Linked DNA regions of Homo sapiens: region 1 is linked to region 2. The links are chromatin loops, found by intact Hi-C in ENCODE. Cell type or tissue: dorsolateral prefrontal cortex. All regions are shown on one strand. Each heading gives the region's core, and the rest is flanking DNA. Links, peaks and the distances in the headings are about the cores only. Region 1 overlaps ADAM11 (ADAM metallopeptidase domain 11). Region 2 overlaps DCAKD (dephospho-CoA kinase domain containing).

Region 1 (5,930 bases), core at 2,253-4,752, 240 kb before region 2:
GGCCCGGGGATGTGGGGGTCCAGAGAGCGAGGGGCCTGGGGAGGGCAGGGCCGAGGCATCCATCCTGCCTGACTCGAGGAGCGCGTCTCTTCCCTAGTACGAACCACGGGGTGTGTCCTGCCGAGAGGCCGTGAACGAGTGCGACATCGCGGAGACCTGCACCGGGGACTCTAGCCAGGTCCGCCCGGCCCCGCCGTCTTGTGGAGCCCTGGGCGAGGCAACCCCTACCCTTGTCGATTTGGTTTTCCCGGACGAGTGCTCAGCACTCCCCTCCTCTCCACAGCTGGCATCGACCTCCACTGATCAGACTGTTTTCTTATCTGAGAAAGGGGTTCTTCATGCTCCTGGCCTTGTTCCTTCAATCATTAAACCAGAATGTATCGTCTGGCTGGTATTCCCAGCGCCTGGCCCGGTGCCTGGTGTAGGTTAGGGATCAGAGTAGACGATAATATTAGTTAACATCTATTACAACCTAATTACATGCCAGGCATTTATCTCCCAGCCCTACGAGGGAGGGAGGCTGGAGCGGCTCTGGGGCTTGCAAATCCGTGTGGTCTGGGTCCAGAACCAGACAGATCGCTTGTCCTAGGCGTGGAAGAGCCCTGTGGCATGAGCCCCCAATGGGGGGCACTTGGTACCCCAGCATTCCTCCCTGGGGCAGCCCTCAGCTCCAGTCCTGGGACTGCTCCGCTCAACCCCACCCCTCTCTCCACAGTGCCCGCCTAACCTGCACAAGCTGGACGGTTACTACTGTGACCATGAGCAGGTATGATGGCTGCCCCCTGAGCCTGGGATTCAGGGCAGTCTCTTGTCTCCACTCTGACCACTCAGCATCTCCATCCCTTGCCTCTTAATTCTTGGACTCTCAGGGCCGCTGCTACGGAGGTCGCTGCAAAACCCGGGACCGGCAGTGCCAGGTTCTTTGGGGCCATGGTGAGTCTGGCTAGGGCTGGGAGTGGGGACTCCGGAGGACCCAGAGCTGAGAAGCTGGGGAGAGTGGGTTCCAGCTGAACAGGCCCCCAAGTGTGTAGCTCCCCAGGATCTCAGGGACCCAGGCAGAGTGTGGGAGATGCAGGCCTGAGGTCTTGGGGTGGGTCCTGGGGCGCGTGGGGTCACTTGGCATCCTCTCCCCACAGCGGCTGCTGATCGCTTCTGCTACGAGAAGCTGAATGTGGAGGGGACGGAGCGTGGGAGCTGTGGGCGCAAGGGATCTGGCTGGGTCCAGTGCAGTAAGCAGTGAGTACTGAGGCTCCCAGAGGGCCTCTCAGCTCCAGGGCAGGTGTGAGACTTTTCAGAGATGGGGCAGCAGGTTCTCCCAGGAGGAGCCTGTCAGTCCCAATGGGCGGGCACGTGGCAAATGAGGTGGCAGGGTGCAGGGTGAGGGCAGATTAGAGTTCAGTAGTTGAGTCTGAGGTCAAACTTGGGGCTCACTGTCTCTATATGCCCCAACAGGGACGTGCTGTGTGGCTTCCTCCTCTGTGTCAACATCTCTGGAGCTCCTCGGCTAGGGGACCTGGTGGGAGACATCAGTAGTGTCACCTTCTACCACCAGGGCAAGGAGCTGGACTGCAGGTGCTGGCCAGGACCAAGACTAGGGAGGGGAGGTTGCAGCTGTGCTGGGGGTTAGGAGACAGGGGGCTGAGGCTGGCTGTGTCACTTCCCCAGGGGAGGCCACGTGCAGCTGGCGGACGGCTCTGACCTGAGCTATGTGGAGGATGGCACAGCCTGCGGGCCTAACATGTTGTGCCTGGACCATCGCTGCCTGCCAGCTTCTGCCTTCAACTTCAGCACCTGCCCCGGCAGTGGGGAGCGCCGGATTTGCTCCCACCACGGGGTGACTGCCTGGAGCCTGGGATGGCGGGAGAAGCTTACAAGAGGGGACAGGCCCCTGCTCACCTCTCCTGGCCCTGCCCTGCCTCTAGGTCTGCAGCAATGAAGGGAAGTGCATCTGTCAGCCAGACTGGACAGGCAAAGACTGCAGTATCCATAACCCCCTGCCCACGTCCCCACCCACGGGGGAGACGGAGAGATATAAAGGTGAGGCTGGAGCTGGCCGAGGGGGGTCTGTCTGTCCTGCTCTCTATGCCTGTCCTTGCCAGCTAAGCCCTGCCATCCTCCCCAGGTCCCAGCGGCACCAACATCATCATTGGCTCCATTGCTGGGGCTGTCCTGGTTGCAGCCATCGTCCTGGGCGGCACGGGCTGGGGATTTAAGTAAGAGACACACACACCCTGTGCCCCCTGGCATCCTTGAGGGGGGATCAGAATCCCTACTGGTGGAGCTGAGGGGGCCCTCCCTGAAAGCCCAACTGAACCAGAGCTCACACGTCATAGGTCCAAGTAGCCTGCAGGGCTTAACATTTAGAAACTAGGAGATTTTAGGCTAGATGAGGTGGCTCACGCCTGTAATCCCAGCACTTTGGGAGGCCAAGGCAGGCGGATCACCTGAGGTCAGGAATTCAAGACCAGTCTGGCCAACATGGTGAAACCCCGTCTCTATTAAAAATACAAAAATTAGCCAGCCATGGTGGTGCGCACCTGTAATCCCAGCTACTTGCGAGGCTGAGGCAGAGAATTGCTTGAACCGGGGAGGTGGAGGTTGCAGTGAGCTGAGATCGCACCATTGCACTCCAGCCTGGGTGACAGAGCAAGACTGCGTCAAAAAAAAAAAAAAAAAAAAAAAAAGAAAGAAAGAGAGAAAGAAAAGAAAAGAGAAAAGAAATCAGGAGATTTTACACTAGCAATTCGGATTTCCAGCTCTGGAAACATGAAAAGGTTGAGCCCCAGCGTGCCTCTAAGCATCCCCAAATAGCCACAGAGTGGAGCTGGGCAGGGGCCACCCAAGCCAGGCATGTGTCCTCCAGTCTCCAGTCCCCACCCAGCCTATAATGCTTTGTGCGTGTCTAAGTTTGGGGTCCTTGTGCTGGTCTAACCCCCTTAATGTGCAGAGGAGGAACCCATGGCCCAAGGTCACATGATTGAGTTAGTAGCAGAGTCAGAGCTGGAACCGGGACGCATTTTTGTGGGTGCCCTGGGTAATTCTCCCTGGCCCTTACATTAGTGTCCAGGCCCCGGGGACCCCGGCCCCGCTCTGGGGCAAGGGGTCGCATGGCAGCCAAAGGCCCCTCCCTGAGAGAAGCAAAAGGTCAGATGTCTCCTTTTCCTCTCCCCTTCCACCATCCTCCCCCTGCAGAAACATTCGCCGAGGAAGGTACGACCCGACCCAGCAGGGGGCAGTGTGATGCCGGCCACGTCATCCCTCCCGCTGTCCTTGTCTCCTCCATCTCATTCGTCACCCCGCGTTCTGTTGATGGGGAGCGGGGGCTGATTCCCCCACCCCTGCTGCCAGGCTGTCCCGGCAGGGGTGGGAGAGCCTCGCTCAGGGAAGAAGGTCCCAGCTGCCCTCGCCCTCGCCCGCTCAGGCCACGTCCTTCTCGACTGCCCTGCTGCGGCCAGGCCCTCCCCTGCCACCAGGTGGAACTGGAGCTGCGCCCCTGGCAGTCCCCATCCCCGGGAGGGCCCTCCCTGTGCGTCCCATCTGTTTTGTCTTCCATATCACCACTGTCTGACCTCCCGCAGATCCCTTCCCTGGCCAGCCTGTGACTTGCCGCCTGCCTCCAGGGCCCAGCACTGAGCTCCGGGGCCCTGCTGGGGGGCTCTCCCCGTGGCCCCTGCTCACGTCCTCCCCTGATGCCCCCTCTCCGTTCCAGGTCCGGAGGGGCCTAAGTGCCACCCTCCTCCCTCCAAGCCTGGCACCCACCGTCTCGGCCCTGAACCACGAGGCTGCCCCCATCCAGCCACGGAGGGAGGCACCATGCAAATGTCTTCCAGGTCCAAACCCTTCAACTCCTGGCTCCGCAGGGGTTTGGGTGGGGGCTGTGGCCCTGCCCTTGGCACCACCAGGGTGGACCAGGCCTGGAGGGCACTTCCTCCACAGTCCCCCACCCACCTCCTGCGGCTCAGCCTTGCACACCCACTGCCCCGTGTGAATGTAGCTTCCACCTCATGGATTGCCACAGCTCAACTCGGGGGCGCCTGGAGGGATGCCCCCAGGCAGCCACCAGTGGACCTAGCCTGGATGGCCCCTCCTTGCAACCAGGCAGCTGAGACCAGGGTCTTACCTCTCTGGGACCTAGGGGGACGGGGCTGACATCTACATTTTTTAAAACTGAATCTTAATCGATGAATGTAAACTCGGGGGTGCTGGGGCCAGGGCAGATGTGGGGATGTTTTGACATTTACAGGAGGGCCCGGAGAAACTGAGGTATGGCCATGCCCTAGACCCTCCCCAAGGATGACCACACCCGAAGTCCTGTCACTGAGCACAGTCAGGGGCTGGGCATCCCAGCTTGCCCCCGCTTAGCCCCGCTGAGCTTGGAGGAAGTATGAGTGCTGATTCAAACCAAAGCTGCCTGTGCCATGCCCAAGGCCTAGGTTATGGGTACGGCAACCACATGTCCCAGATCGTCTCCAATTCGAAAACAACCGTCCTGCTGTCCCTGTCAGGACACATGGATTTTGGCAGGGCGGGGGGGGTTCTAGAAAATATAGTTCCTATAATAAAATGGCACCTTCCCCCTTTCAAGAAGGGTGATTCTGGGGCCGACTCAGGGTTTAGGTGCCCCCTGGTGTGGCCTAGATGTCCCCACCTGGGCCATCTTTCTGGGGAGGACTCTCCCAGGTAGGGAAGGCCAGAGGTGGCCCAGTGCCTGGAGGGTTAGGGTCTCTGCCTGGGATATGCAAGAGGAAGTAGGAAAGGGAGGTCTCATGGATGATCCTAGGCTGCTAGAAGTCCTTAAGGCCCCATCTAGTCCATTCCACTCCCTACCCCCATTCCAGAGCCGAGTAGTAAGTTTACAGATGTTTCCCCCATTACGTACCCCCACCCATCCCTGCTGCAGCGAGCCTGAGAGCCAGGTAGAGCCAGGCACAGCTCCTCAGTCTTCTCACACAGTCCTGCCGGTGGCCTTCCCTCATGACCCTTGCTTGGGAGGGTGGAGCACTGGCTCCTTGACCCTAAAAGGTAGCTGGCAGGGGCAAGATGGGGGCCAGCTACCTAATGGATGAAAGCCACAAGTGAATACAGTTCTTGTCACCAGGGTTGCCCTGCCCTCACTCGGCAGGGAGTTCTGACACCCCAGGGCCCGTGAGCTACCTGCTTGAGCCCCTGTTTCTGGGGCACCTTCGAGGAGGCGTTGTGGAGGGCATCGCCCCCTGTTTATTCACAACACCCTCAGGGGCAAACAGGCCTGGGACCCGCTGACACCATTTTGGGTAGCTGGATGCACCCGACAGCAGTGGGGTCCACACACTGAGCTCCAGCTGGCACTGCCCACTCAAGGGCTGAGTGGAGGGGCCCCTCCGGCCAGCTCTGCTCCACCAGCCCTGCAAGCTGATGCAGGGCGGGGGAAGGGCTGGGTGTTGCACTATTGCTGCGCTGCCTTAAGGCATCTGTCCTCTGGTGGTGCACCCGTGCACACAGGTACAGTGCATCTGGGCACAGCTTTTGGATCCACACCTCTGCACAAGTGTGAATACCTCTGCACATATGGGCGTATCTGTGTGTGCTCGTGTATATGGGGTGGGGAACATGAGACTTCCTGTGACCAGTCCACCCTGGCTCCCAGCTGTCTGTATCCTCCTGCCCCGCCCTGGCGAGTGCCTACCCTGGCAGAACCCAGGGAGGAGTGGAGGCTGCCTCTGCCTGGGCCTCCACACAGCATCCTGTACATACGCCACCTGGGCTGGGGGTGGGGAGGCAGGGCCAGGAGCATCGATTAAAGATCACATCCTGGGGCTTCCAGGGAGCTCACACCAACCTTGCGTTTCTCTCCTGTCTGTGAATGGCCATGCTGTGACTTGTCCCCTCTGGCTCAGGAGGGAGCATGATAACTGGGGTGCTGGAGGCGGGAAGGGAGCGCCCAGGACCAG
Region 2 (5,930 bases), core at 3,197-5,696:
GCTGGGGGGTAGTGCTGGCAGAGGAGGAGCCTCATTCTTTAAAAAGGGCTCTCAAAGCACTAAGCCTGAGGCTCACAGTCTTCCCCTAACCTCTCCTCCCACCCAGAGGCCCTGTCACTCTGGCAGAGCAGACAGTTAAAAATGCCAGGCTAGGCATTTGACTCCAGTTCCCTCAGGGGCTCTTGGGATGGGAGCAGTGTTGAGCATGGGAAAGGAGACTCCCACACAAACTTGGCCCCATCTTCTTCATGCTGGTTGTGAGTTTCCTCCCCTCTCCCATACTTCATTTGCTCCTCACAAATGCTCTGGGAGGTAGAGGGTGTCAGCCGCATTTTACACATGGGAAAATTGAAGTTAAGTACTTGACTAGCAACATGTAGCCAGGAGAAGGCAAAGCCTCAACTACAGCCCAGCTGTCCTGATTCCCCCCTGCCACAAGGCTGGCCTCCTGGTACTCAGCTTGGCAAGGGTCAGGAGCCCTTGGTGACCTTTTTCAGATCCCTCCGGCCTCCTTGCCTGGCTGTGGCCTTGGGATCATGGCTCTCTCATTCTCCACCCCTGGTACTGGAAAAGCGGCTTCTCTTTTGGTTGTGCCCAGATGCACTTGGGCTGGGGGTCAGGACTTTCCCTGATGGAGCTTGACCAGGGTCCTGGGGCCTGTCCAGCCCCTGCCAGAGACTCTGGGGATGCTGGCTGTCTGCTGCTTTCCCTTTGGTATTTTTCAGTGGCTTGGTTGAGTCGCCTCGAACTCACTGTCTCTCATTTCATTCTAGAGCCTGTTTTAACCCCTAGCAGGGTGAGAACTAATATCTGTGGAAAGTCACTGTGTGCCAGCCCTGGGCAGGGTGCTGTCCCTCCATGCTGTTGACCCCACAAGGTGAAGGTTGAGCCCCCATGTTATGGGGGACTCCGAGGCTCAGGGAGCATAAGTAACTTCCCCAAGGTCACCCAGCGGGTAAGGGGAGTTCCTATGACGGGGCCTGGTCTTCCTGACCCCAAGTCCTTGCTTTGAGCTCGCTCCACCCATCTGCTGTCTCCGTCAGACAAGCCAGGTGGGGGCAGGGGCCAGACAGCGCAGGGCGCGGCGGGAATCAGCAACAAGGACCCTCCCGGGGAACTTTTCCCATTGAAAATCTGTTCCCTCGCGGCCACGGGTGATGTCTGGCTGGAGCTGATGAAAAACGTGCAGTGTAATGGAGGAGGGCGGCGAGGGCGGCGAGGGCGGCGCGGGCGGCCCGGGCGGGGGCAGCGTGGCATTGAGATTCTGCGGGGCGCGGGGGGCGGCGAGGGCCCTGACACTGGCCGGGTAATTGATCTGGAGGTGCCAATTTGCAGCAACTAAATATTTGGTTTCTGCCTTTGCCCGCTCCGCGCTCTGCTCAAACAAACTTCAATTAAAAGCGAAAAGCGAGGGGTGGGGAGGCGGCTCACCCGGGTCCCTGCGGCCCGATCGATGGCGCGGAGCCCGCGGGCTGGCGAGCGCGGCGCGCCGGGCGGGGACACGGCGGACGTGGGCCGGGCGGGCGCCCTCTTCCGGATCGCCGAGCACCGGGCGCCCGGCCCGCGGGAGGCAGCGCCCGAGGGTGGGATGGCGGAGGCGGTGCTAGGAGCCCGGGAGCCGCGGCTTTAGCTCAGCTCAGCTGAGCGGAGGGGTGGCCACCGTGTGCCAAGCGGGGGTCACACACAGGGCCAACCCCAACACCTCCACCGCGGAGTGTGAGCCTGTGTACTAGGCTAGAAAACCCGGGGAAGGAGACGTCGCGGGGCGCTGACCCTGTTCTCCCTATGCACCTCTCCAAACAAACTTTGAAGATGACCTTGTTGTTCGGTGCAATCACTCAGGTCTTTCCTGAGCGCCACTGGGTGCTGGGTGCACTGGGCTCCAAAGCCAGTCTCCTCTTCCATGTCTGTCCACCCCTTTACTCTTGGGTTGGCAAAAGAGCTGCCAGTGAATCCATCCCAGGACCCAACCTTGGAGGGGTCTGAAGGGGAGGGCTTGGAATTGGGAGAAGAGTAGTGAGATCCTGGGGGTTTGGAGAGGGGTCCTGGGAGGTGGCCACAGCTTGGAGCAGAGGAGGAGATCATTGGGTCACAGTTGCCTTTTTTGGGGTTCAAGACAAACAGCAACAATAGTCATTCACTGGGTGAAGTTAGCCCACAGGGAAGTTTCTCTTCCTCAAGAATCTTCCAGTCCTTTGAGGGTAGAGGGGAAGGGCTGGGAAGAAGAGCTCACCACTGTGCGACAGGCAGAGCATCTCTGGTCAGCCGGGTAGGGCAGCCTGGGGCACAGGAACAGTTCTGGGAGAGATGTGATGGGAGGAGGTGGGGCTGGCAAAGAGGCATCCAGGTCGGCATAGAAGGCAGAGGTAGATTCAGATCCAAGGAAAGAGGAGGGGAGCTGGGGTCCTTTCATCTGAGTGAAATTTTCTTGAGGGCCAGAGGCAGGAGCTGAGGCAGAGGAGCTAGGAAGGTGAGGGAGGGGGCCCTTGGCCTTTCCCACATTTCTGTGCCCCACCTTCCAGGGTGGAAGACTTACTCCTTCACCAGATGAGGCTGCTGCTAGTTCACTCAGCTGTGGGCTGTGGCCCCTTTCCTTCCCGCTCCCTGTCGACCCCTTCCCCTGTCCTCCTAGGTACCCCGTGGCCCACAGCGGGCTGTTAGAGCACAGGTCTTGCTTGTGTGGACCCTAGCCTCCAGGCCCTCAGATGCCCACTCCTTGGTGCATAGGGCTCTGGGAGAGGGTGGTCCTGCTATCTCGGCTTCTATCCCTTTTGACACTAAGATGCCTCGCTTGCCGGACCCTCAACCACACTCAACTCCCAGCTCTGTCTCTCTTAGTGGCTTGGGGCACCAATCTCCCCATCACACAGAAGTTGGATCCAGAGCTCCGCATGAGGCTGAGGATGAGCCTAGGGCTGGCCTGCCCCTAGGAGCCTCCCCCACCCCCCACCCCTCAGGGGTGGGGGGCTGCAGCACTCCCAGCCTTCTGCCTGAAGCCCGTTCCCAGCCTGTAAGCTGGGCGCCTGCTCCCTTGAATTCCCTCCCTCCCTCTCCCTTCCTGAGCGCTGAGCTGTGGAGCAGAATGATTTCCTGTAATTGGCCAGCAATCCGGCCGCCCGACTTGTTCTATCGACATGCTGGTTAGCTGGAAATTGTATTGGAATCTAAGTGACTGGGAGCGGAGGGGAAGGTGGGGAGCAAAGAGAGGCGGTTTGGGTCCCAGCTGGGTGCAGCCTCAGCTCTGCAGGTGGGATGAGGAACCACCAGCCACGTCTCTCCTGGAAGGAGCAGGAAAGCAACCTATAGCACCACATCACCTCCTTCCTTTTGCTCCTTCTCTCCCACCATGTCCGGGGGTCTCCCTGCCCACTCCTATATGACCCCATGGCCTGAAGTCATCACTGCCATCGCATTCCCCCTCCTGCTCTGAGACTGTTTCCTTCTGACCTAAAGTGCCTTGGTGAGAACTAGGGGCGCTCAGCAGCGCGCCTATCCTGCTCCCATTCAATTTCTAGCCATGGAGGCTCATCATGGAAGGTCCTAAACCTTTCCCTGCCTCTGCCCTGCCCCCCATGAGGAGAGAGAGAGAATGAACATTTGAAGAAGAGTTGTCAATTACTAAAGAGCCAAAGTGTATAATGGGGGCAGTGCAGATAGCCGGAGGAGCACTGTACTGGGAGTCAAGAAGCTTGGTGGTTATACCTGTTGGCTACTTAGGCCCCTTGGCTCAACCTCTGAGCCTCTGTAAAATTCTGGACCTGTCTGCCTCACACAGCTGGGAGATTTCAAGGGGATAACTGGAACGTGCTTTGTAAACTGTGAAACTGCGAATGACCTTCGGGCCAGTCGGGCCTGGGGGTGGGGGTGTTTTAGAGGCCTGCCTGCGCCCTTCGTCCCCCGCCCAGAAGGCGTGTGCGTCTTCACCCTCGCTGGTGTCTTATTGCTCCGCTCCGGGTGCTAAGGCCCAAAGTGAGGGAACGGAACGCGGAGGCTGCAGGGTCCCGTCGCCGTCGCGGTGGGTGGGCAGGGGACACGCCCTTTGGCACCCAGGGCCCGCAGCCCAGGCTCAGAGGACGTGGGCGAACAACGCACCTTTTGAGTTAGCGCTCAGGGTCAGGCAGAGCCTCCGCGCCCACCTGGCCCGTGCTCCCGCGGCAGCTGCTCGGCAGGAGTCTGAGGCCGCCCGCGGCCTGGGAGGAGGAAGATTAGGCCGCTCGGCGAGCGCCCGCCGCGGAGGCCCGGCCCAGCCCGGGAGGGTGCTGCCACCTGCCGGCCGAACGGCAGGCCGCCGGCTCGGGCGCGGGCCTGGGTCCCGGAGGCCCGACCTCTGCAGTTGCTGAGCGGCCTCAACTTCAAGTCCCCTTCGGAGAAAGTAGTCCTTCTTTTAAGGCCGCCTTGGACCCCCAAGGCCGGGAAGGGGATCCTGGGGCAGGGAGGCAAGAGGAGCTGGAGAGGGAGCTCTGGCGAGGCCCGGGCAGGGCAGGGCTGAATTCGAGGTTTCTCCACACCTGCCATGCTCTGACATTCCTGCTTCAAACCCAGCTCACTGGGTCAGGGAAGGTTAATTCTCTGGAACTTTACAGTTTGCTAAGGGTTTTCAGTGTCCTCCACTATGAAGCCTAACGATGTATGAGTAGAAACTAAAGGCAGGAGGTCACATGGCAAGCGGAGCCGGAATGCGAGCCCAAGGCCCAACCCCAGGCTCCAGCTCCTCCTGACAAGAGGCTCAGGGCACAGGAGAGAGTTCAGAAGCCTGGCTCTGCAACCTGGACCAAATCCATCTTTCTGAGCCTGGGATGGAAATAATCAGTGTTATGTTAACTATAGGGTCTTACACATCCAGCAGTGCCTGGCATGCTGCCGATACTAGGAAGTGCCATTTCCTCAATTATTGGGGTGATAGGGCACTGTGGGGGTCCATACCTTCCCTCTCCTTTCTCCGTCCTGGCGGATCGCACCAAACCGAGGAAGTGGCAGGCTCCTGCCACCCTCATCCTGCCTGGCCACCCACCTGGCAGCCCACCACTGCCTTACCCGGCCCTTCTTTGCCCCTTAGGGGTTTGCAGCAAGTTAATGAGCTAGACTCAGCACAAGCGGCTCTGGGAAAGGGGGCACTAAGTATGGCCACCACAGCATTTGCATCCGTCACACTCATTTCTAGCCTTAATAGGCTTCTGGCTGCAGGATCAACACATCAGCAAGTCTGCAGGCCCTGGCAGGGAAGGCTTATGTCTGCGCTGGTCTAATTGGGTTGGGGAAGGCAGATGGGGAGGCGGGGCAAGAAGGTGTGACGCTGCCTCAGCCCTCTACCCACCTCCCACAAAGGTGCCTCGGGCCTGGCTGCAGTCCTCCTGGGACCCAGGGAGAAGCCTGATGGCAAGTGCACCTTCTGGGGCCCTCACCTCCCCCTGAGCTCCGGGAGGACTCCAGCCCAGTGTGGGAAGAAGCCAAGTCTGGGAATCTTGGTTGGTCTGGGGCATTTCAGATCAACACACTTTATTAAACACCAACAGCGGGCCAGGCTCTGCACTAAGAACACAGAGATGAATAAGACACTGTCCCTGTCCCTAGAGGGCTTACAGTCTAGTAGGAAAAACCAGGCAAGTTTCGGCTAATTACTGTACTGTTGGATTAAGGTAAAATGTTGAGGGGGAGTTGGTATCCTAGACCACCTAACCCAGCCTGGGGCTTTAGACAGTGCCTGAACTGAGAGCTAGTTGTAGGTTAAAAAAAAAAAAAAAAAAAAAAAGGAAGAAGAAATAAAAGAAAATAAAAGGTATCCCAGGCCAGGAGCAGCAGGTTGAAGGCACAGAGGCAAGAAACAGCAAGGATGGTGTACACGGAATACCAAGAGGTCCAGGCGAGAAGCAGGGGTGGCAGGCAATAAGCAGGATGTGGGAGCACTACACAAACCCTACGTGGGGAGAGGG

The links. Peaks named below come from ENCODE experiments on the same cell type or tissue, not always from the same donor. Only the 100,000 strongest peaks of a DNase experiment are listed, where the experiment ranks them.
Region 1: it touches region 2 in a loop (4-fold over the local background); 78 of 110 quality-filtered maps call a loop at or near these places.

The regions. Positions count from the first base shown.
Region 1 is chr17:44,776,030-44,781,959 of GRCh38, forward strand. ADAM11 (ADAM metallopeptidase domain 11) reads left to right here. Exons shown (of 27, transcript NM_002390.6): 18 at 98-178; 19 at 716-766; 20 at 870-933; 21 at 1,137-1,236; 22 at 1,453-1,572; 23 at 1,666-1,834; 24 at 1,923-2,037; 25 at 2,123-2,213; 26 at 3,193-3,210; 27 at 3,710-5,817. The coding sequence ends at 3,725. Among named protein-coding and RNA genes, the nearest start is that of ADAM11, 20 kb to the left of the region's middle. RefSeq lists silencers at 1-181, 3,439-3,578 and enhancers at 19-519, 2,614-3,455. In dorsolateral prefrontal cortex, for the core only: CTCF peaks have their summits at 3,250 (motif pointing right) and 3,451 (motif pointing right); a DNase peak (open chromatin) is centred at 3,242; H3K4me3 peaks cover 959 bases; H3K27ac peaks cover 1,373 bases.
Region 2 is chr17:45,017,878-45,023,807 of GRCh38, forward strand. DCAKD (dephospho-CoA kinase domain containing) reads right to left here. Exons shown (of 5, transcript NM_001288655.2): 5 at 5,467-5,930. Among named protein-coding and RNA genes, the nearest start is that of DCAKD, 31 kb to the right of the region's middle. RefSeq lists an enhancer at 749-878 and silencers at 1,389-1,638, 1,495-1,674, 4,155-4,504. In dorsolateral prefrontal cortex, for the core only: CTCF peaks have their summits at 4,272 (motif pointing left) and 4,479; a DNase peak (open chromatin) is centred at 4,254; H3K4me3 peaks cover 909 bases; H3K27ac peaks cover 2,384 bases.